2 separate regions of the Mus musculus genome follow, and region 1 is linked to region 2. A link is a loop called in an ENCODE intact Hi-C map of the cell type or tissue named here. Cell type or tissue: gastrocnemius. All regions are shown on one strand.

Evidence for each region. Hi-C counts contacts between places; a loop is a spot of excess contacts. Peaks named below come from ENCODE experiments on the same cell type or tissue, not always from the same donor. Only the 100,000 strongest peaks of a DNase experiment are listed, where the experiment ranks them.
Region 1: a loop joins it to region 2, with 2.6 times the contacts of the local background. A loop is called at or near these places in 4 of 42 quality-filtered maps.

Annotation. Positions count from the first base shown.
Region 1 is chr14:11,867,261-11,871,260 of GRCm38, forward strand. The region is part of intron 2 of Ptprg (protein tyrosine phosphatase, receptor type, G); the gene reads left to right. Among named protein-coding and RNA genes, the nearest start is that of Gm52128, 300 kb to the left of the region's middle. In gastrocnemius, no CTCF peak of the experiment used is centred here; a DNase peak (open chromatin) is centred at 1,568; H3K27ac peaks cover 2,267 bases.
Region 2 is chr14:12,138,055-12,142,054 of GRCm38, forward strand. All of the region lies in intron 8 of Ptprg (protein tyrosine phosphatase, receptor type, G), which reads left to right. Among named protein-coding and RNA genes, the nearest start is that of 3830406C13Rik, 140 kb to the right of the region's middle. In gastrocnemius, a CTCF peak has its summit at 2,065 (motif pointing left); DNase peaks (open chromatin) are centred at 1,221, 2,029 and 2,568; H3K4me3 peaks cover 249 bases.

The DNA.
Region 1 (4,000 bases), 270 kb before region 2:
TATACAGTGGGGTGTATGGTTATGCCTTTAACCCTGGCACTCAGAGACAGAGCATTCCTGTAAATCCGAGGCCAGCCAGGCCTACACAGTGAGCACTGAGTCAGCCAGTGCTATGTATTGAGACCCCATGTTACACACAAAAAAATAAAGAGATTGGAGGGAGCCCAGTCAGTTCCACACTTGGCATGTAACCCTAGGGACCCAAGTTTCCTCCCTAGCACCCACATGAAGAAGCCCTGGGTACTTTGTGCTGGGGACATTGGTGATCTGCAGCCATGCCTGGGAAGCTAGTCTAGTCTCATTGGCAAGCCCAGGTCCCAGTGAGAGGCTACCTCAAAAACCAAGGGGGAGGCTATGCCTAAGGTTGAACTCTGACCTCCATGTGAGGTCACACACTAGCACAAACAGGAACACACAAAGTATACGTGTCAAGTTCAAACAGTTTAGACAGTGTGTTTTTCATGGGGTGTTGACTCTTGCAGGGTAAAGACACTCTCATCTCATCGCGTGTTTTCTTTGATTTCCTTTTCTTTTGTGCTTAGATCTCTTTTACCCACAGACACTCACTGCTAATGTGTTGCTTTATGTGGTATTTTGTGTGTTCTAGATCATGATATCTTGTTTCTTATTTCATTCAGAACCATCTTCTGAGGTCTGTCTGAATTACGCCATTCTTGCTCATTACCTTTGAGTAGTATGTAGTGTTCTCTATATTCGTCCACTTTTCCTCTTGTGTTTAACTCTTCCCACAGTGAAGAGTTCCCTTGCTTGTCTACATCTTTTGCTTCTACTCACAGTATTATATGGGCATCTTTATACTTAATATCCCCTGGATTTGTGTATAAAAAGATATTTCATTAGAGTTGTATGTATATGTATGTGATTGTGTGTGTATTTGTATGTGGGAGTGTGTGTATATGTGATTTATATAAGTGTGTGTGAATGTGAGTGCATTATATAGGTGTGAGTATGCATATATTGTGAGTACACATGTACATGAGTGTGTGTGTACATTTTTGTGTACCTCCAAATATTCATATATCTATCCCAAAGTGCATTTCTTGAATTTTTATTGAATTAATAAATTTTACATATGTACTGAATTGGATGATGAGCTCGTGAATTCCAGCAATATCTGCTCCCTAGTATGACTGAGCAGTCTTTCTTCTGCTTTATCAATCTACCTTGCTTCATATCTAGCTGTGGAAGAACCAGTACATGAATCATGGGCAGCTAGTGCTTCCCCTTCCCATCTCTGGACTTAAGGTGGCTCGGTATTATAGCTGCATTATCTTTTGCTATGGCCTCTTTTTTCTACTTTAAGTATCGCCTTTTTTGTACTTGCATTTTCTCAACCAAATTGGTTGTGGGTGAAGACCATTGATTGCTGTGCTCAGTGTGGACTTGGCGGCCATGAAGTTCCCTGTAAGATCACCCTGCATCTGACCTTTTCGTCTGGGTCTTGCCTTTGTCCTTGGCCTTGTTCCTCACTTCCTTTCTTCATATCAGCGCTGGCATTCTTGAGAGGCAGCCAGGGACAGACTGCCCAAGCCCTGTGGGATCGCTGTCTAATTTGAACTGCCATTGGCTTCCGGTGGCACTTGGAAGCAGGTCTGAGCATCTTGGCGATCTCAGGTTCTTCCACAGGATATGACCTTTGACTTGTGCTCTTCCTGTTTTAGCTGCTTTCTGGAGTGTGGCTGCCCCCACCCTCTCACCCCACTCCCTCACTGCTACTTCCATTTCCCATGCATCTTCAGCTTTGGTTTGTCTGTGCCCCATAGCTATCTTCATTACCTCCTTTGATGTTCTTTTCTACACTTTATTTCTGTAAACTAATAATTAATATATTATGTGTTTAAAGATAAAAAAGGCAGTGGAGAGCTGAGGTAGGTCTCTGGTGAACTGCAGAAGGCTAGAGTCCTGTGCCTTTATTGTTTCCTAACGTCTTCCATACTAGTTACTTCTCCTCTCCCTATGATCAAGTACTCAGTTTGAGGATACAGTCCATCACAGCAGGGATTTCAAGGCAGCAGGAGCTTGAAGCAGTTGGTCACAATGTATTCTCAATTCAGGAAAAACAGTCTTATTCTCTGCTGGCTTTCTCCTTTGTACAGTCTATGACGAAAGAGCTGTCTACTCAGAATGATGCAGCCCATCTCCATTAACCTAATAAAGGAAGTCCCTTGCTGGCCTGCCCAGAGGTTGCCCACATCTAGACAACCCCTCAGTGGTATGTTACGGGTATTTGGAGATCTTGTCAAGCTATCAATAAATTAAACATTAAATATCCATAGCACACAGATATCCCAAGGGATAAAAGTGTTTATGAGGTAACTACTAGTTAGCACTTTGGCTTCCCATGTAACATTAAGACCAACATATTCCAATGAGCCTGCTTTTCATTTTGTGTTTTACAGTTAGTATATAAATACATTTCATTGCAATTTTCTTGTGGGCTGAATATATATGTGTCTATTAAATATATGTATCTTTCTGTTAGAATTGCCTACGAGTGTATTTTTAATGGGATATGTTATGCATGTCTTTAGCAAAAATGCTATTATGCACTACGGTGCTTTGTCATGGTTTGTCTAATTATTTCCGTATGTTGAAGCGTTGTTTTCAATTTCATTATTTTTTAATGAAATGTAATATTTTTTGGTCTAAATGACCACCCCCCTCCTGGTTATTTCTTTGAAATTACTGCTATTGAACAGTTCTTATTAAAGGCTGCAGGATCATTTAGGAAGATTGAAGCTGAGTTCATGGCTGGCAGTGTATGCCTGTTTATCTTGTGCCCCTCCAGAATTGGGTTTTATAATTTCATTGTGTCTTAATAGCCCTGAAGTATAACTTTAAAGTTCTTCCTATTTGTGTTCCATTCCCTGCTAGAAAGTCTGATTTCGATCCTCGATTTCCTCTATTGCCCCTGCGCTCTTTGATGCCCTCCTCGGGTCACCAGATCGTCTTTCTGTGAGTTCTACAGGGAGCAGGGCTGGCCGTACCCAGCTTTGGTTTGTTTGTGGTATTTTTGGAGCCTCACAGAAGGCACTTCTAAAAGTATTCTTTAATTCTCTGAGAAAATGTGTGGCAGTCAAGAGTCAGCCTGGGATATCCTGCTTCTTTAGAAGTGCCATGTGGTCACTTTTCCCATGCCTAAGTAGTGAGCAAAACAGTGATGGCTGGCATCAGTTGTCTATGGAGCTTTGCATCGAACGCTCAGCTCTTCACATGGGAGTATGTGTTCTTGGTCCCCCTTTAAGTGTAAAATTTATTTATGCAGAATCATTTAGCATTTGCTCTCCAACTCAAAAGGCAGAGCTTCACTTAAGCCTTACTCGATTACCCTTTAATGTAAATGGAAGAAGAAAAAGGAAAGGGAAACAGAAAAAAAGTTGCATCAGAGTTTGTCATTATGATTGATTCCTGTGTGCAGAAGGCTGGCGATCTTTTCCAAAACTTTCATGGCTGTTTTTTTGATCTCTTGCTTTTTTGTTTGATAGACTTGAGTAATCTGCATAGTTTTGATATTGAATTCCCCTTATTCTTGTCAATTGGGAGCTAGGTTTGGGAGGCTGGTATTTCTTTATTCTCTGTGCAGTTAGGAGTTTCTTCTGAAGCATTTAAAGTATGTAAAGTCTAGAAGCATTTCAAGAGGAGTTTGATATGGGTATTTTCCTTTGCTGGGAGGCAAGAGACTGCCTGGGTGTGTATCAAGTCAAAGCTTGTTGTTTAGGTTTGAAGTTGTTTATATATATAATTAATGGGAACTTTTCCATGTAAGGAAATACACACACACACACACACACACACACACACACACACACACATATATATATATATATATATATATATGGCAAGGTCTTCACTGTAGAAGAGCATCAGCCACGGATGCCCTTGCTCACTGCTTCGGCGAGCAAGGACCACCTTTCTCTGCTTCATTTAGCCATCCTATGGGTGTGATTTTAGCTGTCACTCATGGCTTTCCAGGTCTTAG
Region 2 (4,000 bases):
TTTTGTTTTATATGAACTGGGATGCTCATATCTTTAAACAATACAAAAAAGATCCAAGTTCAAGACCCACAGGAATCATATAGAACTGAGATTCAGCATCAGTGTGTAAGTTCTGGGCACACTCACTCTCACAAGCATCAGTGTGTAAGTTCTGGGCACACTCACTCTCACAAGCATCAGTGTGTAAGTTCTGGGCACACTCACTCTCACAAGCATCAGTGTGTAAGTTCTGGGCACACTCACTCTCACAAGCATCAGTGTGTAAGTTCTGGGCACACTCACTCTCACAAGCATCAGTGTGTAAGTTCTGGGCACACTCACTCTCACAAGCATCAGTGTGTAAGTTCTGGGCACACTCACTCTCATAAGCATCAGTGTGTAAGTTCTGGGCACACTCACTCTCACAAGCATCAGTGTGTAAGTTCTGGGCACACTCACTCTCAAAAGCATCAGTGTGTAAGTTCTGGGCACACCTACTCTCACAAGCATCAGTGTGTAAGTTCTGGGCACACCCACTCTCACAAGCATCAGTGTGTAAGTTCTGGGCACACTCACTCTCACAAGCATCAGTGTGTAAGTTCTGGGCACACTCACTCTCACAAGCATCAGTGTGTAATTTCTGGGCACACCCACTCTCACAAGCATCAGTGTGTAAGTTCTGGGCACACCCACTCTCACAAGCATCAGTGTGTAAGTTCTGGGCACACCCACTCTCACAAGCATCAGTGTGTAAGTTCTGGGCACACCCACTCTCACAAGCATCAGTGTGTAACTTCTGGGCACACCCACTCTCACAAGCATCAGTGTGTAAGTTCTGGGCACACTCAGTCTCACAAGCATCAGTGTGTAAGTTCTGGGCACACTCACTCTCACAAGCTCATTGCCTCTGCGGCTCTGTGCTTTGAAGGCAAGAGAGACCACGTGACTCTCAAAGTCAAAAATATTTCCTTTGTGCACTTTTTATTTCTATAAATGCCAGAGGCTTTTCTGGTACAGAATCCTGCAAAGGCCTCTTCCACATTACCCCAGTGTTCAGAAGCCCACTGTCTGGGAAGATGAGAGACAAGCTGGGGATAGATCAGGAAGAGACTTCTTTCCTATTGTACTTCTCAACTAGGACGCATGTGAGGAGGCCTTCTTGGTACCTCTGGCCTGGTCCAGGGAATCTGAGGCAAGTATGGGCCTTAGTTACAGTCTCCTTCCCCAGCAGGTGGTCCTATCCCCAGAGGCTTTAACTCTGCACTTGCCATTCAAAGTGATGGCGCTATTTATTATAGGCACGGCCTCCTGACTCCATCATTAACTTACCTACAGACCTTATGCCTCCATTGTTCTTGTTGGTTTGTTTGGGGTTTTGATTTATTGGTTTCTGAGTCAGGGTCTCACCATGTCACTTAGCCTGGGCTCAGATTTAAGAACCTCCTGCCTCAGCCTGAGAGCATCTGTGATTTTTGGCATTGAACCACCACATCCAGCCTGTTTTTATTTTATTTTTTTTCTATATCAAATTGTATGTAATCCTATTTCACATATATAGGAAGAGGTAGATCATATGTCAATATTGGATCCTGAAATGTTTGCAGCCGCTGTCTATGATCACAGCGACATTTCGGGTGAAATCGTTTTAACTTTCTTCTTGCTTTTTTGTACTATATGAATCATCTTACTCTGCATAGAAGAGCCCAGCCATTTTCATTTCAAAAAATAAATAAGGATGGTGCATCTGCATGTGGGTGCTAAGATTATTTATGTGGTTGTGATGTAACTGCTGGAGGAATGTGTCCCTCAGGGCCACCGCTGATTGCGGCAGGAGAGGGAATGGTTTCAGGAAACACAAGGAAAGAAAGAACGTGGTGGGAGGTGAGAGCTGAGGACGGTAGGTCATCATCGCAGAGTATAGCACGTTGCCGATATATGAAGCTGCCCCACTGCCAGTGTTAAAAAGGATGCGATCGCCTGTGGATCTCTGCTCACTTTTCCATCCCTCCCTCGGTGCTGTCTGGAGAAGCCTAGCAAATTGGACTATTTAAAAATAGTACATTGTCGCCCCCTAGTGTTTCTTCTGTTATGTCACATTTGGCCATTCCAGAGTTCTTCATAGTCTTTGAAGGCAAATATGTGGCAGCTTGATGCCCACCCCTTGCATTGGGGCGCTCTGAAAGGCAAGGAGCATGCCTCACCAGTCCCCACATCTTCCTGTTGAAGCCACAGAAAGCACATTTCTCCAACAGACGCAAAGGAGCCTCTTGCCAGGCAGGGCCGCTCTCCCTCACAGCTGCAGCCTGAGTGCTTCTCTGCAGGAGTGTGGCCAGAGACTCTTAGAAACTGCCTTAGGTTTGGTAGTCTGGGTCTGGAAAAGAGGTGTGTGTCTCTTGGGGGCTTCTGGAAGGTTCTGTGCTGTTCCCAAGAATGGCTGCGGTGTGAGCTCACCTCTCACTTAGCTCCTTACCTGACAGAGCCAGCAGGTGTTCTATTACCCCCCACCACTCGTAAGTCCCTCCCCCTGCCCTGCCCGACATCTCAGTTTTGCATTGTTTGTTCTAGAACTTGCCATCTTCCTAGTCCGAGTCCTTGGCTTAGTGTGCAGACAGTGCTGCGGACACCTGGACAAGCCTCCTCCTCCTCCACCTTGGGGGCACAGGAGTCTGTCAGACAAGCTCATCCAAACACTCCGGGCTTACTTTTGTATTGGTTTCCAGAGGCTTCAGGAAGAAAGGCCAGAATTTTAACCTGGCCTCTAGGCTTCCCAGTCCTGGCTTACCCATCTTCCTGCTTTGGTCCCATCACGGTCCTGTACAGACCCTGGAATACTGCTCCTGTGTCCCTTCTTCTGCCTCCACTTCTTCCCCAACCTCTACCCATGTAGACTTGGCTCAGCTCTCAATTGAAAGAGCCTTCCACAAGGGAGTCAGCCCCCAATAGAGTCGGATTCTTCTCTGAAGTGCTCCTGCAGGATGTGACGTCCTCCCTCCTGACGTCTATCCAGGCCTTGCGCTCAGTATCAGCTTAACATGGGTGGTTCCTTCCAAAATCTGCATTTCTCCTTGGAGACTGAGGGACATGGGCTCTGTGGAGACATTTGTTTGTGTCTAGAGACAGGTTTGGCTGTCTTAGGAAGATAGGAGAGTGGCACACTTGATCATCCAGACTGTACATAGCAAACATTTGCCATACCCACCACCCTACAGGCTGATCCGGAGCCTTCAGTACCACGGGGAGTTGGCCCTGGACAGCTGTGGCTCTGCTGTGTCTCCTTAAGCTCCTGAGCTGCAGGGATGGGCAGACAGATTAGCCTGACTGTCCCTTACTACCCAGGGTACCACCAGTTCAGAGGAAGCCATCCTTTCTCTGGGTGCCTCTGCTTTAGCATTATTGGAAGACGCATTGCATTTATGCTTTGATCTGCCTGCAATAAAATTTCATCTGCAAATTTAGCTAGTTGTCTGGTCCTCCAGTCAAAGAGTCTGTCTTGAGGAAAAGTCAGAGGAGAAAGCTTCATCAGCACAGGGTCAGGTGAGGAGGGCAACAGCCATAAGTTGTCTTGAAAACAAGGGGGCAAATTTGAATATGGATATTGTACGAGAATCCTATTGAGTCACTGTGTGTTTTCTTAGGTAGGGTAATGGTAGTGAGGCTAGATGAGGGAATGTTCTTGTTCTGAAAAGTTGCAGGTATGAGTATTTAGGGCTGAAGTACAGAGTGTCTACTAAGCTAAAACGTAGGGAGCAGGGCAGGGCTAAGCATGGTGGCACATGACTTCAACCCTGAGGCTTAGGGCATTAAGGCAGTAGTACCATAACCTTAGAGCAAGCCTGGGCTATATAGCAAAACTATGTCTCAGAAAATAAAGAGAGAGCTGGGAAGATGGCTCAGTAAGCAATCACAAGAATCTGTGTTTGATCTTCAGAAATGTGTGTGTATGTATGTGTGTGTGTATATATAAATATATATGTATGTATATGTATATACGTATATGTATATGTATGCGCGCCAGGTGTAA